3 separate regions of the Homo sapiens genome follow, and regions 1 and 2 are each linked to region 3. A link is a loop called in an ENCODE intact Hi-C map of the cell type or tissue named here. Cell type or tissue: heart right ventricle. All regions are shown on one strand. Links, peaks and the distances in the headings refer to the core of each region. The heading gives the core; the rest is flanking DNA.

Evidence for each region. Peaks named below come from ENCODE experiments on the same cell type or tissue, not always from the same donor. Only the 100,000 strongest peaks of a DNase experiment are listed, where the experiment ranks them.
Region 1: a loop joins it to region 3, with 6 times the contacts of the local background. A loop is called at or near these places in 90 of 110 quality-filtered maps.
Region 2: it touches region 3 in a loop (4-fold over the local background); 35 of 110 quality-filtered maps call a loop at or near these places.

The regions. Positions count from the first base shown.
Region 1 is chr7:2,241,487-2,251,149 of GRCh38, forward strand. It overlaps NUDT1 (nudix hydrolase 1), which reads left to right and starts at 740. Exons shown (of 4, transcript NM_002452.4): 1 at 740-770; 2 at 3,077-3,240; 3 at 8,371-8,516; 4 at 9,343-9,659. The coding sequence starts at 3,089. The coding sequence ends at 9,515. It overlaps MRM2 (mitochondrial rRNA methyltransferase 2), which reads right to left and starts at 719. Exons shown (of 3, transcript NM_013393.3): 1 at 676-719. The coding sequence starts at 683. RefSeq lists enhancers at 1-103, 4,470-4,519, 7,776-7,855 and a silencer at 426-645. In heart right ventricle, for the core only: CTCF peaks have their summits at 5,830 (motif pointing right), 6,030 and 7,793; DNase peaks (open chromatin) are centred at 4,975 and 7,725; H3K27ac peaks cover 1,234 bases.
Region 2 is chr7:1,659,491-1,669,153 of GRCh38, forward strand. It overlaps a transcript of ELFN1 not described here. Among named protein-coding and RNA genes, the nearest start is that of ELFN1, 6.0 kb to the right of the region's middle. RefSeq lists an enhancer at 9,511-9,663. In heart right ventricle, for the core only: CTCF peaks have their summits at 5,348 and 5,560; DNase peaks (open chromatin) are centred at 5,351 and 6,538; H3K4me3 peaks cover 3,014 bases; H3K27ac peaks cover 2,624 bases; H3K27me3 peaks cover 2,625 bases.
Region 3 is chr7:2,341,609-2,351,222 of GRCh38, forward strand. It overlaps a transcript of SNX8 not described here. Among named protein-coding and RNA genes, the nearest start is that of EIF3B, 8.4 kb to the right of the region's middle. In heart right ventricle, for the core only: a CTCF peak has its summit at 6,563; a DNase peak (open chromatin) is centred at 6,563; H3K27ac peaks cover 395 bases.

The sequences.
Region 1 (9,663 bases), core at 3,950-8,949, 100 kb before region 3:
AGATGGCATCTCACTACATTGCCTAGGCTGGTCTCGAACTCCTAGGCTCAAACGATCCTCCTGCCTCAGACTTCCAAAGTGCTGGGATGACAGGTGTGGGCCACCAAGCCCGGTCTCTATGTCCATCTTTCTGATTTAAATAAATAAATAAAAGTTACCACCCTCATGGCTCCAAGGCCAAAGCTTCTAGCTTCTGCAACACCAAAGCGTGCTGACAAGCCAGGAGGCACTGACTGCTGACCGTGAGTCGCTGTCTTCCCCTCGCTTAAGGGGTCTCCCGGGAAAATGGCACAAGCCGGTCCCGGGGGCCAGGGCCCACTCGACAGCCCAGGAAGCGCGGGCAATGGAGCTACCCGGCCCAGAAGCGAAATCCCGCCCCGGGCTCGCCCCCGGCGCCTTGGATCTGGGCCCCGGCGCTGCGCCCCCCACCTGGACTCCGCCGCCGGCCCCGGCCTCCCCACGGCCCCGCCGGCCCTGCCCCTGGAGACCTGAGGGCGCCCTCCTCCCGGGGAACTGCGACCCGGAATCCTGGCCTCGCCCCTGTCGCGCTCGCTGAGTGCGGGGACGGTGCCCAGCGCTCGGCACCCAGCCCCGAGGCCAGGACCGAGGAAGGCGACCGGGCGGACCCCCAACCACTCCCGCTGTCTGCACGCGCAGCAGCAGCGCCCAGCTCACCCCGCCATTGGTGTTCCCCGCGCCTGCAGCGCGCCGCCGGAAGTGCCTGGCCTCACTTCCGGTCAGAGGCCACGCCCCCGGAAGCGGCGGTGCAGGTACGAAAAGCGCGCGCGGGGATTCCAGGAGTCGTGGTGACCAGGGAGGGGAGCCGGGCCAGCGGGCGGCAGGAGACTAGGGGAGCTGAGCCATGGGCTTGGGGGAGAGCGGGGCCGGGAGCTCGAAGGAGACCAGAAGAGCAGGGTCGGGGGCTCGAGGGAGACGAGGAGAGCGGGGCCGGGGGTTTGGGAGAGAGACAAGGAGAGCGGGGCGGAGGCTTGGGGGAGACCAGGAGTAAATCACAAAAATTTACTTTGGAAACCGTGGCTTCTGGCAGAAACAGATCAGTGTCGGGACAAAGTACACGGGCCTGGTGTGAAACTAAGCCACAAACCCATTTACCCTGTCTGACCTGCCTCCGCCACCAGGACCCAGTCTCAGTGAAATGGGAAAGGTTCCCTTGTCCTCCTCGAAGGGCGTGCGATGAGGATGTGGCTCACTTCTTCAGTGCCCCGCTTCTCAAGCCTCTAGGGGAACATACAGACAGGCAGGCTGAGGGGCTCCCACCCCACGGCAGTGTCTAGGGGTGAATGTTTGCAGCTCCTGAAGCCCCAGCAGGCATGTGTTAGAGGGTGCTCTTTCAGTTTAGCCTTGTAGGTGGCTTGTGTTAGTCAGCTGTTAGACTCCCTGCCTTATCGCAAGGACAGAGGGCTTTCTGTATCCCTAGGTTTCTTGCCTTGATGTACTGGAGCAATCAGATCACACGGCGGCTTGGAGAGTGAGTGCAAGGTTTTATGAGTGGAATTAGCCCTCAGCAGATGGGGGAGCCAGAAGGCAGTTGGAGTGGGAAGGTGATTTTCCCCTGGAGTCGGGCTGCTGAGCAGCCTGGGCTCTCCTCTGACCGCCCCTGCCAAACTCATGGTTCCATCAGTTGATGGCCTGCTGGTGCCTGTTGGTGTGCTTTCCACGTCCTCTTGACGTCCAGCGGCTTGTGTCTCTGCCCACTATAAAAAACCACTGGGGTTTTTTTATAGGCACAGGACGGGGACGTGGCGGGCTCGGGAAATGCAACATTTGGGCAAAAAAACAGAAATGCCTGTCCTCACCCAGGTCCCTGGGCACAGGCCTGGGTGTGGAGCCCTGGCCAGAGACCACGCCCTCCTCTACCCAGCACTTCCCTGCCCCCTTCCTTATCATCTGGTCCCTTTTCTCAGACACCACAACTTCCAAGAAGGATCACTGGTCCTGAACCCTGTGTCTTGTCCAGGTGTGGACCCCAGAAAAGTTGGTCCTGGCTGGGCGCAGTGGCTCACGCCTGTAATCTCAGCACTTTGGGAGGCTGAGGTGGGTGGATCGCTTGAGCTCAGGAGTTCGTGACCAGCCTGGGCAACGTGACAAAACCCCATCTCTACTAAAAATACAGAAATTAGCTGGGTGTGGCGGCTCATGCCTGTGGTCCCAGCTATGTGGGATGCTGAGGCAGGAGGATGGCTTCAGCCAGGGAGGCGGAGGTTACAGTGAACCGCGATCACGCCACTCTCCTCCAGCCTGGGCAACAGAGCAGGATCTTGTCTCAAAATAAATAAAGGAAAGTTGGTCCTGGCCCTCCAGCATTTCTCCAGGGTCCTTTTTTCAGCAGGGACCTGGCGGAGGCATCGCCCTCAGAGTCCTCTGGACCTGGACCTGCACACCTATGGGAGCAGGAAGGACCCTTGTGACTTCCAGTGGCCCCCCTGGGTGCCAGGTCCCACAGTAGCCACAGCAGGAGCAGAGTGGGTGGGGTATAAACTCCTATCACAGGAGGGAGGACTAGCCGGGCCTGGCTGGGTGGACCTGTGTCTACAGCCACACATTTCCTGGGAATCTGGAAGCCTGCTACAGAGAGGCCAGGTCCCACTAGACTGAAAGAAGTTCCTGTTAATCCAAAGGCCTGACCTGAGGACCACAGGATAAACTGCGTGGTTATTTTGGTGCCAATCAGGCACGGGGACTGTTGTTCCTCACTGTGTGCCTATAAGCAGGGGGTTCCTGGGGGTAGACGCAGGAGCAAGAGCACGCTCTGGAAAGGTGATGTTGTCCTCTGCACCTGAGTACTGACTTGTGGAGAAGGAAGGTAGCGCCGGCCTCTGCTCTGCTTGATCAGCCCTGCTGACCACTGGGTTCTGTTTCTACCCCAGAAAATCACTGGTTCAATGGCAGTTTTCCACCTGCCACAAGGGAAGCCACACGTGGCAGGGCTGGGGAGTTACAGCATACCCCCCCGCCCCCCACTGCCTCCCAGAGCACGTCCCCTTCCTCCTGGCCCCTGGCACGTGCTTCCTCCACGCACGTCATGGCTGACTCTGCCCTCTCACCTTCCTTTCAGAACCCAGGGACCATGGGCGCCTCCAGGCTCTATACCCTGGTGCTGGTCCTGCAGCCTCAGCGAGTTCTCCTGGGCATGAAAAAGCGAGGCTTCGGGGCCGGCCGGTGGAATGGCTTTGGGGGCAAAGTGCAAGAAGGAGAGACCATCGAGGATGGGGCTAGGAGGTAAGGATGGGGCAGGTCTGGCCATAGAACCGGCTTTCCCAGGGCACAGGGATTCGGGCTGTAGGGCCACACCCTTGGTTTCACCACTAAGAGCTAAGTGACCTGGAGCAGGGGGTTAAGCGTGAGCCTCAGTGTCTTCATCTCAGAATGAAGAACAGTCCGCAGCCCTTCGGACTCTTGTGAAGATAAAATGAGGAAATGAACTCGAAGGACTTAGAACGGTGCGCGGTGTGCGGTGCGTGCTGAGTGCGTGTTAGCTGTTGTGGTGCGGTGGTGCTGGGGGCTGCAGGGCGTATCTGGAAGCCTCTGTGCAGCAGCTTGAATTGAACCCTCCCAGCACCCTCACTGTTGCCGAAGGGCTCGTCAGTCACTTGGTTCCTCTGTCTGTTCAGTGGAGCTGATGATCGCTTTCATCTCACACTCGCTGTGCACAAAGCCTCACTGCATCCTCAACACAGCCAGCTTCACCTAGGAAGGAACTGAAGCCCAGAGAGGTTGAGCCGTTTACCCAAGATCACACAGTCCTCCAGACGCCCCTCAACCCTCACAGGGTAAATGAGATCATCTGTGTAAACATCGCTGCACAGACGTTAGCCCCCGTTCGTGTTTTTGTTCTGAGAAAGGTAGGCCAGCTTGCCTGGAGAGGAGAACTACAGAGTAAAGAGGGTCCTGGCACGGAGGAAAGCCAGGACGCTGCAGCCTAGTGGCTTTCCAATTTTTTCATCACAACCTGCAGTAAGAAATACGTTTTGTACTCTGATAGAGTGTACACACTCAGGTGTGCAGGTACAGCTAAAGTAAGTTGCAGTAGCCGCCCTTATTACATAAAAGGGGGCTCTACTTTTCCGATTCATTTCTCTTTTTTTCTCCAGAGGTGGGATCTCACCCATGGCACACTCTTGGCTCACTGCAGCCTCAAACTCTTGGGCTCAAACGATCCTCCTGCCTCAGCCTCACGAACAGCTGGGACCACAGGCACATGCCACCACGCTCAGTTCGTTTTTTAATTCTTTGTAGAGATGGTGTCTCATTAACTCCCAGGCTCAAGCGATCCTCCCTCCCGGGCCTCCCAGAGTGCTGAGATTGCAGGTGTGGGCCACTGGCTTGACCCTTTTTTTTTTTTCAATTGCAATCCACTAAGCCGATTTCCCGGGGTACATGGGTCCCAACCCTCAGTTTGGAGAGCCCTGTGTGTGCTTCCCCTCCAAGGCTTGGGACCCCAGACCGCAGCCACACGGACACGTTCGATCAGTCACTGTGGCAGGTGCCAGTGCGACAGGCTCTGTGCTGGGGGCCGCAGCTGGGGAGGAGGACCACTGGGTGTGAGTCGGGCATACAGCGTGTCCCTGCCAGGAGTGTGTGCAGAGCGACCACAGCACAGGAAACAGGAAAGGTGGCCCCGGGGGTTCTCTGCCCAGCCCTTTGTCTTTGATCTGCTAAGACTGCCCATCAGCTCATGGATTTCTGTAGCGCTGCTCTGTGTGGGGCCTGGGGACATGAGGAGGAACAGGTCAGTCCCTGCCTCTGTGGAGCTCTCGTGTCATCTGGCTGCCGGGTTCAGGAGACCTGCAGAAGGAGGTCTGGTCCATACCTCGTGGCCAGGGGCCTCCAGGAGAAAGGAAGGGAGAATAACTGGGCACCAGGAAAATGCTCTGAGGGCCTGACGTTGGCTGGGAGAGTGTGGAAGGAGGGAGGAAGGAGACATTTGCAGAAGCACAGAGGGCTGGAGGAGCGCCAGCTGTGCAGAGAAGTGGTGGGTGTGAGTGGAGCAGGCAGCGGTGCTGAGGAGGCTGGATGGAGGAACTCCAGGTGGCTGGATTTCCGCTTCTCGTCCTGCTGGTGACAAGCAAAGCACAGGCCCCCTCGGCAGCCCTGCTTTATTTTCTTCTGAACTTTGTCACGGTCGAAGGAACTTTCCTCCTACCCTCTGTAAATATTACACAAACAGAGGGACCATCACTCCAGACCCTCAAAGCTGAATACAGTGGTGGCTTGCTGTCAGACCAGGGTTTGAGGGGGGGAACTGAGGCACAGAGCCGGAAGCCTGTGACTTCCATCCTCGGGTGTAACCTGGAGACGGGGGTTTCACCATGTTGGCCAGGCTGGTCTTGAACACCTGACCTCACGGGATCCACCCGCCTCGGCTTCCCAAAGTGCTGTGATTACAGGCGTGAGCCACCGTGCCCAGCCGAGACCCTGTCTTAAAGAAAGAAAGAAAAAAATCCTTCGTTGGGGAGCATCTGCAAGCATGAGGAATGGGGGACACTGGAGCCAGACAGGCTGGTGCTTAGGGGTCCCAGGGCCCCGGGAACCCAGCAGCAAACAGCCTCGCCCTCAGGGGATGACGTACCATCAGCCACAGGCCACCAGCACGGCCCTGGGCTTCAGTACCTGCGAGTCTGAATGGATTTGCTCCTGGGGCAACCCCAGGCCCGTGCTGCTCAGGAGCGGGAGGCAGGGAGGAGCGTCGGCAGCCCGGTCTCTGGGGAGGCTGGTTCCTGCTTTATCCACGCAATACCCAGTCCTATTCTATCAGGAGGACCCCAAGATGGGCCCTAACTCCCAGGCCAAGAGCCGGTTTAGGCACCCTCCCCGCTTGCCTGCAGGGGGCAGGCCTGAGCGCCTAACCCCAGTCCAGAGGGCTGGACTCAGACCCTCCTCTGTGGGGCAGGGGACAGGCACGTAGGGAGTACTGAATTGTGGGGGTGTGCAGATTTGGGCTTCAGGCGCACAGTGTGAGCCGACCTTTCTAGACAGCATCCCTGGTCCCCAAAGACTAGCGAGGCCGGGGACACAGGAGCAGCGATGGGAAGCAGGCCCGCCGGAACCTCCGACTCCCACCTCCCCACGCCACGGACGCTGCACCACCCTGTGTTTTTGTTTCATGTATTTCTCACCCTGTTCCCCGTGTTCCGCCTGGGGAACCGAGTGCCATGGACAGAGCAGACACTTGGGCAGAACTGAACAGCGTCATCTTCGCCTGCCTGGCGCTCCCTGCCTGGGAAATGGAGCTTCAGCTCTGTCTCCCGGCGGATTCTTGATGCTTCCTACGCTGCCATGTGCTAGGGAAGATTAACTAAAATCAGTCACAATATCCCACTGGGAGGTGACGCTTTTTAAGACGAGCAACAGCCGGCCGCCAAGAGGCGGGTGAGGCCCCACTGAGCACTTCTATTGCATCTAACTGGGGAGCCATTTATACCCAAGTAGAAGCACACGTTCACTTTGTAGCTCAAGCCCAACTTTAATTAGCCATCTGTATGAATAAATGCTGATTCCAGGTCCGTTTCCTCTCCAGTCCCTGCAGTTTAAGCTGAGGAGGCATCGCTTAAATCAGACCATTTAGACCAGGCATGGTGGCTCACACCTGAAATCCCAGCACTTTGGGAGGCCAAAGCAGAAGGATCGCTTGAGCCCAGGAGTTCAGGACCAGCCTGGGCAACATAGCAAGACCCTGTCTCTACAGAAAAACACACACACAGAAAAATTAGCCGGGCATGGTAAGAGGAGGAGACTGAGGTGCCCAGCGGCTGCAGCCCGTGCATCCCCAGGGTCCCAGCACAGAGTGGGTGTTCAGAAGTGTCTGCTGAGGGACTGAGCAAGAACCCGACTGAGCACAGCAAGCAAACGCTCAGAACGGGAGGTCAGCAGCACCGCTGTGCCCAACACGGGTTTCCACCATAACCCGAAGTTGGAACGTTTTATTCTTCCATACCAAACAGGAGTTGAGAAGGCGGCTGGGTTCCTTGAGGTGTGGAATGTCATGCACTCCTCCTTTCTTGCGTGGAAAGCCCGAGGTATAAAGTGTGTATGATGTTTGCTTTTTTTTTTTTTTTTTTTTTTAAGACAGGGTCTAGCTCGGTTGCCCAGGCTGGAGTGCAGTGGAGTAATCCCAGCTCACTGCAGCCTCCAACTCCTGGGCTCAAGCATTCCTCCCATCTCAGTCTCCTGAGGAGCTGGGACTACAGGCGAGTGCCACCATGCCCAGCTAATTTCTGTCCTTTTTGTAGAAACAGGGTTTTGCCATATTGCCCAAGCTGGTCTCAAACTCCGGAGCTCAAGCAATCAATCCTCCCACCTTGGCCTCCAAAAATGCTGGGATTACAGGCATGAGCCACCCTGCACCCAACCTGTTTGCATTTTTATTTTTTAACTTTAAGCTATTAAGGGTTAATGTTTGCATTTCTTAAGGGAAAAACAGAGGAGAAAGAGCCAAAGGAAAAACACTGAAATGGTAGCATTCCTGGGTGATGAGTTTATGGCGTTTTGTTTCCTGGTTGTCTATAACAAATATGTAATTTTTAAATTAGCAACAGCGTTAGACTACTTCGGGGAAACCTGGCTCTGTGTGCCACGAAGCAGGGAAGGGCTTGTTCCCAGGCGCAGCAGCACTTGGGCATCCCGTGGTGAAGTCAGCCCCTTACACCTCCTCCAGGCACAGCTGTGGGGAGCATGTCCCGAGAAGGCGCAGGAAGAGGCCCAGGCCACGTGTCCCGTGTGGTCAGCCTGGGGACCAGAGTTAAAACCAGAGCTCCTCCTTCAGGAAACAGATCATAGAAGCCTGTGGTTTCATCCTGTGTTCTCAGAGAAGAGGCACCAGGCTGGAAAGACATTTCTTTGGGCAGACAGGCCCAGAGTATAGGGCCCAGGTTCCCAGAGCAAGCGTCCCAGGGCCCCGGCGGTCGTAACTACCGCTGCATGGGCTCTGATGCTCAGCCGCGGAAAAGCAAGTAACCGGGAATGAAGGAAGTGGGGTCAGTCCCAACCCTGCCACGTGCGGGTCTCGAGACGGTGGACAAGTGGCTGGACTCCACTGGGCCTGGGCTGTCACTGGTACACAGAGGGCACTGGGCTAGAACTGCGTTCCTCCCACCAGAGGCTCCACACCATCTCCGGGCCCCTCCCCAGAGCCTCTCAACCAAAATCAGTGTCTTCAAAGTTCAAGTTGATTCTGAAGCTCAGCCAGGTCGGGACCAGATAATGCATTCTAGGGGACATCCTCCTGGGTCTCCCATCCACCCTGGTGGCTCCCTGGGCTGTGTGTAGATGCCCAGCTCCTCCTCCCTGCCATCGTGTGGGCATGGCACCATGCCCTGACGGCCTCCCTCCCCTGCCCACCTCTGCCCGCAGGGAGCTGCAGGAGGAGAGCGGTCTGACAGTGGACGCCCTGCACAAGGTGGGCCAGATCGTGTTTGAGTTCGTGGGCGAGCCTGAGCTCATGGACGTGCATGTCTTCTGCACAGACAGCATCCAGGGGACCCCCGTGGAGAGCGACGGTGAGTCTCACAGGGCCTGCTCCCCCTCCCCACTATGCGGGTCCCATCTCCTGGCTGGGAGAAAGGCCATCCGCCCAAACCATCTCTGAGTGCCAGGGACCGGGCAGCCTGCGTCCCCCTCCACCCCACAGTGCCAGCGTGGGGCCCATGAGCCGTGGTCTCTGCACCGAGGCTCCAGTAGCGTACCTGCCCCTGCTCTGCGCCCACCCTAAAATGAGAAACACGGTAATGAGGATGAAATATAAACGATCGTCAGGTTCCTCACGATCACTCAGTGAACTCCTCAGAGAGTCAGTGTACGTTTGGGCTGGCCAGACGCAGTGGCTCACCCCTGTAATCCCAGCACTGTGGACTGTGGGAGGCCGAGGCAGGAGGATCGTTGAGCCCAGGAGTTCAAGACCAGTCTGGGCAACACAGTGAGACCCCATCTCTACAAAAAAACATGGTTTTGTTGTTGTTGCTGTTGTTGTTTTGAGACGAAGTCTCGCTCTGTCGCCCAGGCTGGAGGGCAATGGCGCAATCTCGGCTCACTGCAAGCTCCACCTCCCAGGTTCACACCATTCTCCTGCCTCAGCCTCCCAAGTAGCTGGGACTACAGGCGCCCGCCACCACGCCCGGCTAATTTTTTTGTATTTTTAGTAGAGACGGGGTTTCACCGTGTTAGCCAGGATGGTCTCGATCTCCTGACCTCGTGATCCTCCCGCCTCGGCCTCCCAAAGTGCTGGGATTACAGGCGTGAGCCACCGCGCCCGGCCAAAAAAAACATGTTTTTTAAGCATGAAGTTTGGGTTGCACCTCAGTGCCTCCTCTTCCCCCATTGGTACAGAAATGCGCCCATGCTGGTTCCAGCTGGATCAGATCCCCTTCAAGGACATGTGGCCCGACGACAGCTACTGGTTTCCACTCCTGCTTCAGAAGAAGAAATTCCACGGGTACTTCAAGTTCCAGGGTCAGGACACCATCCTGGACTACACACTCCGCGAGGTGGACACGGTCTAGCGGGAGCCCAGGGCAGCCCCTGGGCAGGAGACGTGGCTGCTGAACAGCCGCAAACCATCTTCACCTGGGGGCATTGAGTGGCGCAGAGCCGGGTTTCATCTGGAATTAACTGGATGGAAGGGAAAATAAAGCTATCTAGCGGTGGTTT
Region 2 (9,663 bases), core at 2,553-7,552, 680 kb before region 3:
ACCAACATGGAGAAACCGCATCTCCTAAAAATACAAAATTAGCTGAGTGTGGTGGCTCATGCCTATAATCCCAGCTACTGTGGAGGCTGAGGCAGGAGAATCCCTTGAACCCAGGAGGTGGAGGTTGTGGTGAGCCGAGATCGTGTCATTGCATTCCAGCCTGGGCAACAAGAGTGAAACTCCATCTCAGAAAAAAAAATAATAATAATAATAAAAGTGTTGACGAGGATGCAGAGAAATAGGAACTCTCCTACGTTGCTGCTGGGAACATAACATGTGGCATCAAAATTTTGGCAGAGTTTGTGAACTCTTCAAAATGTGAAAGATAGGCTTACCATATGACCCAACACGTCCGTTCCTAGGTGTTTACCCAAAAGAAATGGAAACACATGTGCGCGTGAGAACTAGTACATGAATGTATCTAGCTGTGTGACTCACATTTCCAACGCGAAAACAGCCCAAATGACCATCAGCTGATGAATGGGTAATAAAATGTGCTCCAGGCACTCAGTGGAGTGCTATTTGGCAATAAAAAGGAATAAAATACTGAAATGCTACAACATGGATGAATCTCAAAAACAATGCTCAGTGAAACTAGCCAGTCACAGAAGACCACATATTGTCTGATTCCATTTATAAGAAATAGCTACAATAGGCCGGGCACGGTGGCTCACACCTGTAATCCCAGCACTTTGGGAGGCTGAGGCGGGCAGATCACGAGGTCAGGAGATCGAGACCATCCTGGCTAATACAGTGAAACCCTGTCTCTACTAAAAATACAAAAAATTAGCAAGGCGTGGCGGCGGGCACCTGTAGTCACAGCTACTTGGGAGGCTGAGGCAGGAGAATGGTGGGAACTCGGGAGGCGGAGCTTGCAGTGAGCCAAGATCGTGCCACTGCACTCCAGCCTGGGTGACAGAGCAAGACTCTGTCTTAAAAAAAAAGAAAAGCCTTGGGTTCCCATCCCAACCTGCTCCTGCAGGATTTCCTTAGGCAAGTTGCCCCCTAAAATTCAGTTTTGTCACCTGTAAAAGGGGGAAGGAAGGATTCACCTCCCTGGGTTACAGTGGGAACCAGATGAGATGATAGAAAACAATTTTCCATTTTCATTTTCACATTGAAATTTATTATAAAGGAACATGTCTGCACATTGCACAGAATTCAAATGGCATTACAGGGGCATATGGGGAAAAGTCTCATTTTCTGGGGTGATGGGAATGTTCAGTATTTTGATGGAGGTAGTGATGGCAACCAGTGTCCACATTTGTCCAATTTCAGAACTGTAGTTCTGAACAGTATAAAACTGAAGAAGTATGAATTTCACTGTCTGTAAATAAATAATACGTTAAAAATATTTTTTTATATTGAGTCCCCGGCCGGGTGCAGTGGCTCACTCCTGTAGTCCCAGCACTTTGGGAGGCTGAGGCGGGTGGATCACCTGAGATCAGGAGTTCGAGACCAGCCTGGCCAACATGGTGAAACCCCGTCTCTACTAAAAATACAAAAATTAGCCAGGTGTGGTGGCACGTGCCTATAATCCTAGCTACTCGGGAGGCCGAGGCAGGAGAATCACTTGAATCCAGGAGGTGGAGGTTGCAGTGAGCCGAGATCGCACCACTGCACTCCAGCCTGGGGGACAAGAGTGAGACTTTGTCTCAGAAAAAAAAAAAAAAAAAAGTCCCCTTCTACCCTCTCCCCAAGACTTGCAGCCCCCAGGTTCCTACAGGAGGCACCCACTATTTCTAGTTTCTTGGGTCTCCTTCCAGTAATCAGTGTGTGCAGGCAACTAAAATGTCATTTCATTAACTCCTTTTTGACACAGTGTAAAAAAAAAAAAAAAAAAAAGGTGCCATATACACTGTCCGGCCCCTTTTGCTTTTTCACACTAAAGAACATCTGCAGATGGACTCCAATCAGTCCACCTTTATCCGGCTGGATGTGCCATGATGATTTAAGCACTGCACTGTCAGCGGGCACTTAGGATCCTTCCAATCTGCTGCTGTTACAAAGAGTGCTTCGGCGAATAACCTTGTACAAAGCAATATATCATTTTTCACATTTGGGAGGAGTATCTGGAGGACAGATTCCTAGAAGCAAATGCTGGGCCAAAGGGTGTGTACATTTGGAATTTTGACATTGTTTCAGAGGTTCCAAGGGTGTCTGCTTCCCCACACTATTGCAACAGGGTGTGTCCTTAGACTGTTTAATCTGTGCCCATCTGATGAGTGAAAAATCACATCAGTACAGTTTCAGCATGCACTTTTGTCACTAGGAGTGAGCATAGGCACTTTCTCATTTGTTTAAACATCCTTTTGATTTCCTTTTCTGTTCATTACCTCTGTCTATTTTTTTTTTTTTTTGGCCTCTTGGCTATTTTTCTTATTGATTTGTAAGAGCTCTTTATATAGGGGGAACTGGCTCTTTGCCTGAGATAGAAATTGGACACATCATTTAATCTATGGCTTCGGGGTTTTATGGGCATTTGTTGTTCTTGCTGTGAAGTTCTGGGGACAGGAAGAGATTGTCACCATTCTTCTCTGGTTACCATTTCCTTAGGATGGGTCCGGGGGTCGGGGGGAATTCTCTCCCCACTCCTTCGCGGTTAATCCCAGCTGCTCTATCCCTCCCCTGCTTCCCCCAAACACACTCAGGCAACTGGGTCATTCACTTCCAGCCAGGCCATCCTCAGCAGAGAGAGGGCGCAGGAACCACCTGCAGGGGGGCAAAGGTATCAAAGCCACCAGATGAGTCCTCACTTATCCTGGAAGTGGGTGTGGTCATGTGGGGCTGGAGTGGGGCACTGAGGCCTGGAGGTGAGTCAGTCTGTCCTGCTCTCTCAAGCTCACACTCTGTTGGATGAAACTGACACATCAAGTCAGGGCGTCCAGGGACACAGGCTCAGGGCAGTGGCAGGGTGGAGGGGAGGGGGTGTGCTTCCAACCACCTAAGGAAAGCCCTGAGGCCCCACAGCCCCAGGCCCCTACGGCTCTTACTGACCAGCCTCTTCCCCAAAGGGTAGCTGGGTGGGTCATGAGATGGTGGTTGATTTGTTTCCATAAAAATGAGAATCTTACTGGCAGTTTAGCTCTTTTTTTGTTTTTGAGACAGTCTTGCTCTGTTGCCCATGCTGGAGTGCAGTGGTGCGATCATAGCTCACTGCAACCTCCACTTCCTGGGCTCAAGTGATCCTCCTACCTCAGCCTCCTGAATAGCTGGGACCATAGGCACACACCACCACACCCAGCTAATTTTTTATTTTTTGTAGACAGGGTCTCACTATGTTGCCCAGGCAGGTCTTAAACTGGGCCGTTTTCTTCTGAACGAGGACGTTTTGTACATCAGAAGGACCTGCTAAGCCCTGGATCTAGCAACGGTGCCCAGGTGGGTGGGGGTGCACCCACCATCCCTAGCTCTGTCCTAGGTCCTGGCCCAGCTGACTCATCTCTGGAAAGACAGGCTGTCTGATGGACCGGGCCATCGCTGCTGCGTCTGGGCTGCTGCCGGGCAGTGGCAGCACCTCAGAAAGGAGGCCTGAGCGAGCACGTGTGTGTGGAGCGACTGTGCGTGAACGCATGTGCATATGCAGATGGGAACATGCTTAGTACAGCTGCCTTCAAGTTTGACCATCTGGATTCAAACCCTGGCTTGGCCATTTCCAGTTTATGGTGACCCTGGCCAAGGTACTTGATCTCTGGACCCCTCGATGTTACCCTCTGGGAACTGGAGATCTTCACAGCTGGTTCACTTCTAGGGTTGCTGTGAGGACTAAATGACTTCATGCCAGCCACCAGCCATTAGGAACCTCCATCACAGGAAGGATCGTCATAGTGCCACACCAGTGTGCGTGCCTGCGTGTGAGGGTTACACTGGGTGGGGCGGGGTGTGTGCGATTCGGGGGTGTGTGAAGCAGGATGCCTTTGCAACTCTCTGCACAACCACAGTGTGAGCTATGGGGTGGGGGGGGTTCCAGCCTTCCTGTCCCAGTGAGGCTGCGGCATCTTCCTGTGGGACACCGGCTTGCGGCGGGGAGCTGGGGTGGGTATCCACACGCATCTTCCCTGGATGTGCTGTAAGGTGTCTACACCACACAGGCTGCCTCTGGGTACCTCTGTCTGCTGGGGGAGGGGGATCAGGAGGAGATGAATGTCAGAGAGAAAGAGACCAAGACGGAGAAAGAAAAGGAGAGAGGAGAGGCGGAAAGGGAGAGGGGAGAAGAGGAGGAAGAGGAAGAGGGAAAGAGACAGAAAAGGAGGGTGGAGGGAGAGAGAGAGAGGAAGAGGGAGAGAGAGAACAAACATATTCTCTGACAGAGGCAAACAGAGGCGGGGAGAGAGAGCTCCAGAAGAGGCCAGAGACAGCCAGCCTTCCTCCCACCTCCTCTCTTCGGGTCTGTCCTGGGGTGGCCCATTCCCAGCCTGAGGGGGGACAGCAGCCCGAGGCCAGCCAGGCCCCGCGGGGGCCCTGCCTTCTCACGGGACAGGAGGGCATATTTCAGCATTGGAAGGCGCTGCAGAGGGAGTCAGTCAGGGCTGAAATTCCTCAGCGCCCTGGAAGGTCCGCGGGACAGCTCCCTTCTCCCAGCTTCCTCCAAGGAGCCAGGTCCGGGACTCTCCAGGCCCCTCGAGTAGGGGAGGGGGGAAGTGAGAGAAAGGGGCTGTGTGCGCACCTAGGCCACTGCGCGCTTCAGAGCAGCCGGGACCCTCCCTGAGGGACCAGGAAGAGACCCCCCCCAGGCCGGGCTCGGCCCGCTCTGTCTCCCTGTTCCCTGGAGGTCTGGGCGCCCCCGCGCAGGGACTAAGGGCTGGACAGCCGCAGGCAGGGGCTCCGTCCTTGGCCTCCACCCTTCGTGTCCAGCAATCCCGGGAGCAGGCGGCGGCACTTCCTCCATGCCCCGGCCTCAATCACGGTCTCAGTCCCCCCAACCCCGTCCTGCAGGAACAAGTGTGGTAGAGGCTCGGGGTCGGAGGGCGGGCGGCCGTCCCGCGGGCTGGACGGAGTTTCTGGGCTGCGGAGAGGCCGTTGGACCCACGTCCGGACAGGAGCCCCGCGCGCCCATCCCCGGCCCGGCCATCCTCGGGGCGCGCTGTCTGCGGCCTCCCGCGCCACCCCCACCCCTGTCCCGGGACCTCCTCCGGGAAAGACACCCGGGGAGCAGCCCCCTCCCCTCCAGTAGTCCCCTCCCCTCCCCTCTCCCTGCCCTCTTGACGGTGTGGGGCTCCCCGGCCGGAGGGGCGCGGCGCTGGCAGCGGGGTCCAGAGTGTCGCGCCCAGCGCGCGCTGGGGGTCCCGGGCTCCGCAGCTCCGCACGCGGCCGGTTTGTGAAGCGGCGCGCGGGGGCTTAGCCGGGCGAGGGCGCTCTTGAGCCTGGTTTGGAATTTTTAGCCCACACGAAAGCCGCAGGCTGGGGAAGGGGCGGGTGGGAGCGGGAGACGCCCTGGGAAGCCGTGAGACCGCTCGGCGAGGGCTCGGGACCACCAGGGAGCGACGGGGGACCCCTCGGCTCAGAGCCCGAGGGCGCGATTTCGGATCCGCTGGGATTCCGGAGGCACATGAAGGGAGAGGGAAATCCGCTAAACCGAACCTTCCGGGAATCGGAAGGCGCCGGGCCGCTCCCACGCCTCCCCCTCCTCCCGGCCGAAAGGCGGGGGGCGACGCGCAACGGGGAGGGAAGGGAGGGAGGGGTCGGCGACCTTAGGGGAGGGCGAGTCTCTGGGGACGCGGGGCCGCCAGGGGCCCGACGACCCTCTCGCTCCACCTCCCCGCCCCCAAGTGCCCCGCTCTCCCCCCGCCCCGCAAACGCGCGTCCTGCGGGCTGTGCTTTGGCCCTCGCGGACGCGCGCGCTCACAGAGGGTCTGACTTGGGGTCAACTTCCACGAGGTTGCCGGGCGCCTGTGAGCACAGCCGTGTCCCCACCCAGGGGCCCACCTCCCAGCGCCACCAGGGTCCCGACCCCCAGACCTTCGGACGCTTCTCTTCCAAACCGAAGCCTGGGAGCCTCTGGGTGGCCTGGGGCGGGGGCAGGGGGCGAGCGGGGCGGGCCAGGAGGAGGGGGCGAGGCCGCCACTCGGCTTCCCACGCCGCCCCCGCGGCTGGCTCCAACTTCCCCTCCGGAGCCCCCCTCCGGCCACCCCCCAGCCCACCGACGTGCGGGCAGCGACCCCGCCCCCCGCCCCTCCGGTCGCCCCCGCCGCGGCCCCCGCCCCCTCCCCATCCCTCCCCGCGCGCTCTCCCACATGAAACCTTCCATCACGCTCAGAAAGAATGTGCTACAACCTCGGCGCTGCCGCGGCCGCCACCACTGCGCCCGCGCCCGAGCCCGAGTCGGAGCCGGAGCCGCCGCTCCCCCGCCTGCCCGGCCAGCCCCGGGCTCCGAGCGCGCGGTCCCCGCCGCCGCCGCCCCGCGCTCGCCCCGCGCTTGACGCAGTGAGCGCCGCAGCCTGGCTCCCGCCGGCTCCGCTGGGCTCCGGGTCGCAGGCCGAGTCCAGCCGGGCGGGCTCCGGGAGGGGCCGGCAGGGCGGGAGGGGGAGGAGGGCTGTCTGGAGCCAGCGAGCCCGGAGGAGGAAGAGGAGGAGGAAGGAGGGGAAGCCGCCGCCGCCGCCGCCGCGCTCGGGGAACCGGGGTGCGCGCGCTCTGCTCGCCCGCGACAGTGCCTCCAGCCCGGGGCCCGCACCCCGGCCCAGGTAAGAAGGGGCCTGAGGGGCAGGGGGCTGTCCGGGGCCGGGGGACCCCTCTGTCGCCGCTGCGGGATCGGAGGGTCCCCGCCCCTAGGGGAGGCAGGGAAGAGGATGCTCTCTGGGGGGGGCGGCGGGGGGCAGCGCAGGGTCCCCAGCGGCTCTCGCAGCCCGGGCCACCCCATCCCTGGTGCCCTGACCTCGGCGTCCGCGCCAGGGCCGAGTCTCCCCGCCCGCGGGGCTCTGGATGCGGCGCTCGGGGCCCGCGGCTCCCGGGCGTCCCCATCCACCCACCCAGGTTCGGAGGCGGGCGCACCCGAAGTTAGCGGCCGCCGAGCCTGGGCCGGACAAACTTCCCTCCCCGACGCCGCGGCTGGAAGGGCCAGGACTCCGGACCCCTAGGGCTAGGGAGGCGCCGCGGGGACCCCGAAACTTTCCGGAGCGCGCTGAGAGCAAAAAGCCGGCTGGGCAGAAAGAGGGGGAGGGGGCTGGGCGCGCCTTCGAGTGCGCTGGGGTAGCCGCGGCGCCCCAAGTTGAACCACAGACGAACCCCTCTTCATCTGAAACCTGGTCTCGGAGTCGGAGGTGGGGAGGGAGTGGGCTGTGGGTGCCTCGACTTCGCAAAGCCGGCGTGGGGGGGCGCAGCGCCCCGCCCCGCGCCGCTTGAACCTCCGGAGGGGGTGTTACGGGACCCCCGCCCCCACCCCAGCCGGTGGCTGGGCTCTGCCGACCGCTGCGGAGCTCCCGGGAAGGACCCGCTCGCGGCTATTAATAGGCGTCGGTGACCCTAGCCTCTCCCGGTCCGGGAAGCTGGCGCGGCGGGGCTGGGCTGGGCTGGGCTGCCGAGTGGGGCGGGACCCCGGGGCCCAGAGCGGACCCCCAGCTCTCCTGGTCCCTCTTCCGCCGCTCTTCCCTCCCTGCCGCCTGCTTTCCTCCCATTTTCCCTCTTCGATCTCGGGGTGTCGGCCCCCCCCCGAACTTTTTCTCTTCCCAAACTGCACGGTGGCCACCCGGTCACGGCCCTGGGCCGTACCCGCGCAATCTCAGCACCATTCCCGACCGAGTCCTCCGCCGCGGGCTGAGCGCGAGTCCCCGGGGCCAGGCTGCCCAGGGAGGAGCAGGGACTTCCTACAATCCGCGCCCTTCCTCCCAACCCACGGCGAGCGCAACACATTCGCCCGCCCCTGCGGCCCCATCTGAGGGCGGGGAGAGGTCGCTGGGGGCAGCTTCGGGGGTTGTGGAGGGCAGGGGGGACCCGCGAAGCTCCTGGAGCGTTTAGGGATGCAGCTCGGGCGGCGTGTGCAGGGAGGAAGCAGCGTCCCGGCGTCCCCCCTTCAGCGTCGCCTTCGCGCGCCTCGAGGGCCCAGGAGGGTTCGGTCTCCCCCACCCCACCTGGACACTCAGGTCTGAGCCTGAGTGGATTTGAGGATCTGGGGGACGGGGAATACGGAGTCCTTCTTCCTGCCTCGGTGTCTGCAGAGCCCAGCCCTCAGGCAGCGTGGGGATCTTTGTCCCCAGGGCCAGCGCCGGCCCCGCCCCCCGCCCCGTTAACTCCGGGACTCCGCCGCCCTCCAGGTTCCAACCTCCCAGCTTCACCGCCGCGTCCTCTCCCCGGTTCTGGGTCTGGGGGAGGGGCAGGGGGCGTGGAGCGCGGCGTTGGGCCCCGGACAGATGTCCTCGCGGCGGCGGCGCCGGCGTCCGGGTAACAGCAGGCCGCCAATCGGCGCGGCCACGGGGGAGGGGCGACCCGGCCGGGACTCCGGGGACTCGGTCGCAGCCGGACGGCGCAGCCTCCGCTCGGGGTGGGGGGGGGGGGCGGCCGCGAGGACTCGACCCCTGCCGTGCAGCCCGGCCTCCAGTCCTCTGCCGTCCCCTCCCCCAGCTCCAGGTTTCGCTCTCTGCTGGGGTCCTGGCTCCTCAGGTTGCGGGATCTCGCCTCCCACGGCCCCGCGCGCGTACCCCTACCCGCCCCTCAAGTTGACCTCTGAGGTTCTCCGTGGATCTCAGACCCCGAGTGACCGCAGAACTGACCTCTGGGGTCAGGCAGTACCGGTCAAGGGCGCTCTGAAGAGGCCCTCGGCCTCAGTTTGCACCCCGAGGAAATGGACTCATCATGCCTGCTCCTGGGAAGTAGCAGGACGTCCTGGCGCGGCTCCTCCGGGCAGGCGCCCAGCACAGCGCAGGGCACACGGGGGACACCTGCGAAGGCAAAGGAGGCTCATTCCAGAGCTTCGGCTGCACTTGGCCAGCACAGGCCTGGGGGAACCTGCTGGAAATGGGGATCCAGTACCTCTCTTGGGGTTTATGTTTGGCAGGCGGAGTGGATAGGCTGGGGCCCGGAGCCCGGTGGTCATCTTCTGCACAAGGCTGGCCAGGCCAGAAGCTGGAGGGTAGCTTACTGGGACCTTCCAAGCGTGACCAAGGAAGCTCTGGGGGCCGACCAGCTTCTCCCTAGTGGAGCTGCAGCTGGGGAGACCTCACAGACAGGCAGGGAGGAGAGGGTGCCCCGCTCACCGCCGGCCTCGTTCCACAGGCCCAGGCCTGGCACATCCCAGGCTTGCAGTATCTATCTGGTGGGTAAACAAGGACCTGCTCTTGGCCTGCGGCCTGGCTCTGACCGTGGTCCAGGTCGGGGCAGAGGGAGAAAGGCCACAGCTTAGGTGTTCCAAACCACCGGTGCCCTTCCTGCCGGCCCCTGGGGCTGTGCTGGGTTTCCAGGGCCCCTGCCCCCCAGTATTTGCATGAAATCGTGGGGGCGCACTGGCTTTCGTCCTAGCACTCCCCTTCAAGGCTCTGCACCCCTATCACGGGAGCCCCACCCAGCCAGCCGAAGGAGGCCACAAGCTCTAAATTACTAAATTCGGGCCAGTGCTGGGGGCCTGGGAGCCAAGGCAGCTCAGAGCCCACTCTCCGATTCTGGCTCCTGGAGAACCCTAGGACCCGGGCGTGTCAGGCCCTGCAGCCGGGCTAGGCCGGTCCATACAGGACTGAA
Region 3 (9,614 bases), core at 4,615-9,614:
CTGCAGTGAGCCATGTTCTCACCACTTCACTCCAACCTGGGTGATAGAGGCAAGAGCCTATCTCAAAAGCAAAAACCAAAAACTAAAAACAAGCATCGGCCACGCGCAGTGGCTCACGCTTGTAATCCTAGAACTTTGGAGGCTGACGCAGGCAGATCACCTGAGGTCAGGAGTTCAAGACCAGCCTGGCCAACATGGTGAAGCCCCGTCTCTACTAAAAATACAAAAATTAGCCGGGTGTGTAATCTGAGCTACTCGGGAGGCTGAGGCAGGAGAATCACTTGAACCCAGGAGTTGGAGGTTGCAGTGAGCGGAGATCGCACCACTGCACTCCAGCCTGGATGACAGAGTGAGAAAAAATTAAAAATAGGCCGGGCCCGGTGGCTCACGCCTGTAATCCCAGCACTTTGGGAGGCTGAGACGGGCGGATCACAAGATCAGGAGATTGATCCTTGCATCTGGATCTCTCAGATGCAAGGAGAATCGCTTGCATCTGGGAGGCGGAGGTTGCAGTGAGCCGAGATCTCACCACTGCACTCCAGCCTGGGCAATAAGAGGGAAACGCTGTCTCAAAAAAAATAATAATAAATAATAAATAAATAAATAAATAAATGTACTTCAGGTAGAAAGAAAGCAATTCCAGGTAGAAGGCCTGGAATGAGAAAAGAAATGTTCAACACGCAAGATGGATAAATCTCAAAAGCACTGATTGCATGTATTAGTAATAATAATCTCAAGGGTTTTATTAAGGATAGAATTACAGGGCTGGGCGCAGTGGCTCACGCCTGTAATCCCAGCACTTTGGGGGGCTGAGGAGGGCGGATCACTTGAGGTCAGGAGTTCAAGACCAGCCTGGCCAACATGGTGAAACCCCGTCTGTACTAAAAAATACAAAAATCAGCCGGACGCAGTGGTGCGGGGCTGTAGCCACAGCTACTTGGGAGCCTGAAGCAGGAGAATTGCTTAACTCAGGAGGCAGAGGTTGCAGTGAGCCGAGATCAGGCCACTGCACTGCAGCCTAGGCGACAGAGCGAGACTCCATCTCCCAAAAAAAAAAAAAGGATAGAATTACAGTGCATGACAAAAGTATCACGTAAGTGGAGATGAGAGAAGACAGAGTAACTTTTATAGCCCAGGACACAGGGTGACAAACTATAGCCCATCAGCCAAATAGGGCTCCATCCTTGCTTTTATTTATTTATTTACATTATTTATTTATTTTTTATTTTTTTGAGACGGAGTCTCGCTCTGTCGCCTAGGCTGGAGTGCAGTGGCATGATCTCGGCTCGCTGCAAGCTCCACCTCCCGCGTTCACACAATTCTCCTGCCTCAGGCGCCCACCACCGGCTAATTTTTTTGTATTTTTAGTAGAGACGGGGTTTTACCGTATTGGTCAGGCTGGTCTTGAACTCCTGACCTTAGGTGATCCACCTGCCTCGACCTCCCAGACTGCTGGGATTACAGGTGTGAGCCACCACGCCTGGCCTGATTTTTGTATTTTTAGTAGAGGTGGGGGTTCACCATGTTGGCCAGGCTGGTCTCTAACTCCTGACCTCAAATAATCCACCCACCTTGGCCTCCCAAAGTGCTGGGATTACAGGCATGAGCCACCGCACCTGGCCTTGATAATTTTAAATATTAATTTGGCCATTTAGTATGACCAAACTGTATGATGAAAGAGACCATGAACAAAGATGCAAAGATGAGCCACACCCTGGGAAAAAATATTTTTAACATATACAAAGTTTAAAGACTAGAAGCCTGAACTTACAAAGAGCTCATACAGGCCGGGCATGGTGGCTCACGCCTGTAATCCCAGCACCTTGGGAGGCCGAGGCGGGCGGATCACGAGATCAGGAGATCGAGACGATCCTGGCTAACACGGTGAAACCCCGTCTCTACTAAAAATACAAAAAATTAGCCGGGTGTGGTGGCGTGCACCTGTAGTCCCAGCTGCTGGGGAGGCTGAGGCAGGAGAATGGCGTAAACCCGGGAGGCGGAGCTTGCAGTGAGCCAACATGGTGCCACTGCCCTCCAGCCTAGGCGACAGAGTAAGATCCAATCTCAATAAATAAATAAATAAAAGAAGATTATCTTCCCACTGTAGAAGGTAAAAATGCCAGATATGAGCCAAATGCAGTGGCTCACACCTGTAATCCTAGCACTTTGGGAGGCCAAAGGGGGCCGATCACTTGAGGTCGGGAGTTCAAGGCCAGCCTGACCAACATGGAGAAATCCTGTCTCTACTAAAAAATACAAAATTAGCCAGGCACAGTGGTGCAGGCACAGTGGTGCAGGCCTGTAATCCCAGCTACTCAGGAGGCTGAGGGAGGAGAATCGCTTGAACTGGGGAGGTGGAGGTTTCAGTGAGCTGAGATCCTGCCATTTCACTGCAGCCTGGGCAACAAGAGCAAAACTCCATCTCAAAAAAAAAAAAAAAAAAAAATTAGCCAGGTGTGGTGCCGTGCGCCTGTAGTCCCAGCTATTTGGGTGGCTGAGGCAGAAGGATTCCTTGAACCCAGGAGTTCAAGGCTGCAGTGAGCCATGATCACGTAATTGAGCCTGGGCGACAGAGCAAGACTCAGTCTCAAAAACAAGAAAAGGAAAATAAAAAGAAAATCCTAGTACTTTGGGAGGCCAAGGTGGGAAGATCGCTTGAGCTCAGGAGTTCAAGATCAGCCTGGGCAACATGGTAAGACCTCCTCTCTATTTTATTAAAAAAATTATAGACAGTGGCTCACACCTGTAATCCCAGCACTTTGGGAGGCCCAGACGGGCGGATCACGAGGTCAGGAGATCGAAACCATCCTGGCTGAGATGGTGAAACCCCGTCTCTACTAAAAATACAAAAAAATTAGCCGGGCGTGGTGGTGGGTGCCTGTAGTCCCAGCTACTTGGGAGGCTGAGGCAGGAGAATCTTGTGAACCTGGGAGGCGGAGGTAGCAGTGGGCCGAGATCGCGCCACTGCACTCCAGCCTGGGTGACAGAGCGAGACTCCAACTCAAAAAAAAAAAAAAAATTATAAAGTGGCTGGGTGTGGTGGCTCACACCTGTAATCCCAGCACTTTGGGACACTGAGGCAAGCAGATCATTTAAGTTCAGGATCATCTGAGGACAGCCTGGCCAACAGGATGAAACCGCATCTATACCAACAACACGAAAATTAGCCAGCTGGGCACGGCGGCTCACGCCTGTAATCCCAGCACTTTGGGAGGCTGAGGCAGGCGGATCACATGGTCAGGAGTTCGAGACCAGCTTGGCCTTTTAGATCCTTTTAATAATTTCATTTTCTGCTTGAATCAGACATCTACTTACATCAGAGAAATGCAAATTCAAACAACACGATACCCTTTCACGCACAGCAGATAGGAAGAAACAGCAATATTCCCACACTGCTGGAGGGAGTGTAAATTGGTACAGATACTTTGGAGAACAACTTGTTAATGTCTAATAAATTGGAATGCAGATATCCTGTGACCCGCAAATCCTACTTTTAGTCATATTCTCTAAACTATAGCTCATAGAGACAAGCATAAGAGTCTTCACTGTAATACTATTTATAACACTGAAAAAAACCAAAACAACCTACTTTTATACGAATGTGAAGTGAATAAGAAATTGTGATATATTCATGCAATGTATAAACTAGAACAGCATGTACAGAATGGATAGATCTTGAAAACATCATTGTGGGTGAAGAAAACTGCAGAAGGGTCTGTGGAGTGCAGCACGTCCATTTAAAGACGTAAATGAACCAAAGGGGACAAATAAAACTGAGGAAATCTGGCCAGGCACAGTGGCTCACATACTTGTAATCCCAGCACTTTGGGAGGCTGAGGCAGGCAGATCACCTGAGGTCAGGAGTTCAAGACCAGCCTGGCCCATGTGGAAAAAACCCCATCTCTACTAAAAATACAAAATTAGCCGGGCCTGCTGGCAGGCACCTGTAATCCCAGCTACTTGGGAGGCTGAGGCAGGAGAATCACTTGAACCCAGGAGGTGGAGGATGCAGTGAGCCAAGATCGTGCCACTACACACTCTAGCCTGGGCGAGACAGAGTGAGAATCCGTCCAAAAAAAAAAAAGAAGAAGAAATGTGAATAAGGTTGGTGGATTTTATTTGCGTCAACATTCTGGTTGTGATATTATTGTGTACTTCTGCATCATTAGAGGATACTGGGCAAAGGGTATTATTTCTTATTTTTGTTTTGTTTTTTGAGACGGAGTTTCACTCTTGTTGCCCAGGCTGAAGTGCAGTGGCAAGATCTCAGCTCACTGCAACTTCCACCTCCTGGGTTCAAGCGATTCTCCTACCTCAGCCTCCCGAGTAGCTGGGATTATAGGCACCCACCACCACTCCCAGCTAATTTTTGTATTTTTAGTAGAGACAGGGTTTCACCATGTTGGCCAGGCTGGTCTCGAACTCCTGACCTCAAGTGATCTGCCTGCTCAGCCTCCCAAAGTGCTGGGATTACAGGCGTGAGCCACCACACCCAGCCTATTTCTTATAATAGCATATGGGTCTACTATAAATCAATAAAAATACCAAACAATGAATACATTACTTACAGGTACATGATGGCTTCCTCTGAGGAACAGAGGAGAAAATATATTTTAGGAGAGGACTTGAGCCCAGAAGTTTGAGCTCACATAGTGAGACCCTGGTCTCTACAAAAAATAAAAAGAAAACTAGTTGGGTATGGTGGTGCATGCCTGTAGCCCCAGCTACTGGGGAGGCCGAAACAGGAGGGTTGCTTGAACCCAGGAGGTCAAGGCTGCTCTGAGCTGTGATTTCACCACTGCACTCCAGCCTGGCTGAAAGAGCAAGACTCTCAAAACGAAAAAAAAAAGGTGAGGCAGCCAGGCACGGTGGCTCACACCTGTAATCCCAGCACTTTGGGAGGCCGAGGTGGGAGGATCACGAGGTCAGGAGATCGAGACCATCCTGGCTAACACAGTGAAACCCCGTCTCTACTAAAATACAAAAAATTAGCCGGGCGTGGTGGTGGGCACCTGTAGTCCCAGCTACTTGGGAGGCTGAGGCAGGAGAATGGCGTGAACCTGGGAGGCGGAGCTTGCAGTGAGCTGAGATTGCGCCACTGCACTCCAGCCTGGGCTGGACTCCGTCTCAAAAAAAAAAAAAAAAAAAAAAACAGAAAAAAATTAGCCAAGTATGGTGGCTCACACCTGTAGCCACAAGTACTCAGGAGGCTGAGTTCAGAGGATCTCTTGAGCCTGGGAGGTGGAGGCTGCAGTGAGCCGAGATCACACCACTGTACGCCAGCCTGGGCGACAGAGATTGAGACTCCGTCTCAAAAAAAAAAAAAAAAAAAAGAAAAAAGGAATAGGGAAATAGGGAGCATCTGATTCCTGTCCATGCCTCACTCCTCTACATTTGAAGAAGCCAAGCATCATAGGGCAGAAAGTCAAATAAGTCTTTGAACAGGGTGTGTTGCTCACCTGTAATCCAGCCATGGGAGCCTGAGGTAGGAGAATTACTTGAGGCCAGAAGTTCAAGACCAGCTGGGGCAACATAGCTAGACACCCTCCGCCCCCACCATCTCCACAAAACAATAATAATAAGAGCCTTTGGGCTGGGCGCAGTGGCTCACGCCTGTAATCCCAGCACTTTGGGAGGCCGAGGCTGACGGATCACCTGAGGTCAGGAGTTTGAGACCAGCCTGGCTAACACGGCGAAACCTGTTTCTAATAAAAATACAAAAATTAGTCAGGCTTCGTGGTGGGCGCCTGTAGTCCTCAATCCTCAGGAGGCTGAGACAGGAGAATCGCTTGAACCTAGGAGGTGGAGATTGCAGGGAGCCAAGATAGCACCACTGCACTCCAGCTTGGGCGACAGAGCAAGATGCTGTCTCAAAAAAAAAAAAAAAAAAAGAAAAAAAAAAGAGCCTTTGGCTGAAGGCAGTAGGCGGCAGGGAAAACCAGGAGGAAACCAGCATGGTCAAACGAGACAGGGAAGTTCAGATGATTTGGGGCCACACTGGATTCTTTTTTTTTTTTTTTTTTGCTCATTTTATTTTCTTTTGCTTTGTTTTGTTGAGATGGAGTCTTGCTCTGTCACCCAGGCTGGAGTGCAGTGGTGTGATCTCGGCTCACTGCAACCTCCACCTCCCAGGTTGAAGCAATTCTCCTGTGTCAGCCTCCCAAGTAGCTGGAATTACAGGCGTGTGCCACCACAGCCAGCTAAGTTTTGTATTTTTAGTACATGGGGTTTCGCCATATTAGCCAGGCTGGTCTGGAACTCCTGACCTCAGGTGATCTGCCCGCTTCGGCCTCCCAGTGTTGAGATTACAGGCGTGAGCCACCACGCCTGGCCCACACTGGACCCTTTGAATCCATGGATGCCTCTTTGCGTCTCCAAGTGCCCTGCGAGATTGGACATAGACCGGTTTATGTAGAACATCCTGGAGAAATTACTGAGATACTGAGAAACTTGCTGGAGAGAAAGCTGCTTTTTCGGCTTCCTACTATGTAAGGAATTTAAAAAAGAAACTAAGTAAAAAAAGCAAGCCTAGTTCACACACTGAAAAGGGCGGGCTAAGATCGCCATCTGTAGGTGAATCGTTTCTTCTGCCAACTCGAATTCTGTCCACAGTTCCTGACACCTAAATGGGTCCAAGCTACCTAGCTCCCCCTCTAGCCTGCACGCTCCACCCAGGAAGGACAAGGCAGAGGCTCTGGCGAGTACAGTATCTTTTTCTTTTCTTTCTTTCTTTTTTTTTTTTTTTTTTTTGAGACAGAGTCTCGCTCTGTCGCCCAGGCTGGAGTGCAGTGGCGCGATCTCGGCTCACTGCAAGCTCCGCCTTCCGGGTTCACGCCATTCTCCTGCCTCAGCCTCCCGAGTAGCTGGGACTACAGGCGCCCGCCACCAGGCCCGGCTAATTTTTTTGTATTTTCAGTAGAGATGGGGTTTCACCGTGTTAGCCAGGATGGTCTTGATCTCCTGACCTTGTGATCCACCCGCCTCAGCCTCCCAAAGTGCTGGGATTACAGGCGTGAGCCACCGTGCCCGGCCCAGTATCTTTTTCAGGGTTACCCAGCCAGTGGCCAGGCGCGGTGGCTCACACCTGTAATTCCAGCACTCTGAGAGGCGGGCGGATCACCTGAGGTCAGGAGTTCAAGGCCAGCTGGCCAACATGGTAAAACCCCATCTCCACTAAAAATTAAAAAAAAAAAATTAGACGGGCATAGTGGTGTGCGCCTGTAATCTCAGCTACTGGGGAGGCTGAGGCAGAAGAATCATTTGAACCCGGGAGGCGGAGTTACAGTGAGCAGAGATTGTGCCACTGCACTCCAGCCTGGGCAACACAGTGAGACTCTGTCTCAAAAAAAAAAAAAAAAAAAAAAATAGGCTACCCACAAGTTAGCAAGAGAACTACAACCAAAAAATCATGACTTTCAATTTTTTTTTCTTTAAAAAAATTGTAAAAAAGCCTGGTGAGGTGGCTTACACCTGCAATACCAGCTACTCAGGAGGCTGAGGCAGGAGAACTGCTTGAACCTGGGAGGTGGAGGTTGCAGTGAGCCGAGATCACACCACTGCACTCCAGCCTGGGTGACAGAGTGAGGCTCCGTCTCAAAAACAAAAAAAAAAAAAGTAAAAAAAATGCGTAATATTATAGTAAAGTGTACATAACATAAAATGTACCATCTTAACCACGTTAAAGCATATGGTATATTGGCATAAAGCATGTTCACACTGACGCAGCCATCACCACCACTATCTCCCAAATTATTTTCCTTTTTTAAGTGTTATATTTTTAAATTTGTTATATTTTTAGTTTATTTTTTTCACCCTACCCCCTATATTTTTAATTTAACTTTTTTTTTTTTGAGACAGTTTATCACTCTGTCACTCAGGCTAGAGTGCAGTGGTGTGATCTCGGCTCACTGCAATCTCTACCCCCACCCCATGTTCAAGCGATTCTCCTGCCTCAGCCTCCCAAGAAGCTGGGACTACAGGAGCACGCCCCCACACACAACTAATTTTTTGTAAAGATGAGATTTCACCATGTTGTCTAGGCTGATGTTGAACTCCTGCCTTCAAGAGATCTGCCCACCTCAGCTCCCAAAGTGTTGGGATTACAGGCGTGAGCCACCGCGCCTGGCCAATTTAGCTTTTCTTAAGACAAGGTCTCACTCTGTTGCCCAGGCTGGAGTGCAGTGGCTCGATCCTGGCTCACTGCAGCCTCAACCTTCCAGGCTCAAGCTATCCTCCTGCCTCAGCCTCCTGTGACAGGTCCTGAATGTCCACAAACCCACCCAGGCTGGCCCATGGTGGACAGGTGGTGAGGTCAGAGTCTCAGTCCTCTCCAGCCCAGCATGAGGCTCCCAGGCTACACCCGGAGCCACCCCACTAGAGATCTCACCTGCCTGGGCCCTGGAAGGGTCACCCTGGATCTCTACCACCCGGTTCATGGCTCCCAGGCTCAGGGACTGGACACTTCCCGGCTCTGAACCTCTTCCTCAAAGACATGAAATCCCCACGCTCAGAACCTGGTTGGCCTACTTGGAAATACTTCTCATTCTGTTAAGATAAACCCACAGGAAAATAAAGGCACAGCTTTCCTACATTATCTCATCCAAACTCCCCCAAGCCTGCGAGGTAAGAAAACTGAGGCCTAGAGACGTTGAGGCTCTCTTGATAGCAAGGGAGGGGTTAGTCTCGGCCCAGTCTCCGGGCTCAGGCAGCCTCTCTCCCCAGCCAGGTCAGGCTTCCCCAAGGGGCCGTGTGGCGGAACATTTTTCATTTTCATAGTTATGAACCAATGTTAATATCAATAGAAATGCAACAAACCCATAAAACTTATAATTTCACGGAAACTATAAATTTGGCCTTAAAATGAAGTCACGTTTCTTTAGAAAGAGTTTTGAGGGAAATTAAAGCTTACCCCTGGGCCGAGCGCGGTGGCTCATGCCTATAATCCCAGCACTTTGGGAGGCCAACGCAGAAGGTTTGCTCTAAGCCAGGAGTTCAAGACCAGCTTGGGCTAACAGTGAGACACTCTCCCCCATCTCTAAAAACAATTTTTTTTTTTTGACACAGAGTCTCACTCTGTCATTTAGGTTGGAGTGCAGTGGCACAACCTCGGCTCACTGCAGCCTCTGCCTCCTGGGCTCAAGTGATCCTCCTGCCTCAGCCTCCTGAGTAGCTGGGATTACAGGCGCCTGCGGCCACACCCGGCTAAATTTTGTATTTTTAGTAGAGATAGGGTTTCACCATGTTGGCCAGGCTAGTCTTGAACTCCTGACCTCAAGTGATCCTCCTGCCTCACTCTCCCAAAGTGCTGGGATTACCGGTGGGAGCCACTGTGCCTCGCTCTCTAAATAAACAATTTAAAAAATTAGCCGGGCACAGTGGTGCACGCCTATAGTCTCAACTACTCAGGAGGAGGCGGCGGGAGGATCACGAGCCTGGGAGTTTGAGGCTGCAGTGAGCCATGATTGCGCCACTGTGCTCCCGGCCTGGGTGACAGAGTGAGACCTTGTCTCAAAAACAAAAAGAAAAAAATCTACCCCTGGAAGCACAACACAGGCCACGCTGCAGGTCAGCCTGGGAGCCTCATCCGGCCATCTCTGCTGCCAGGGTTGGTGCGG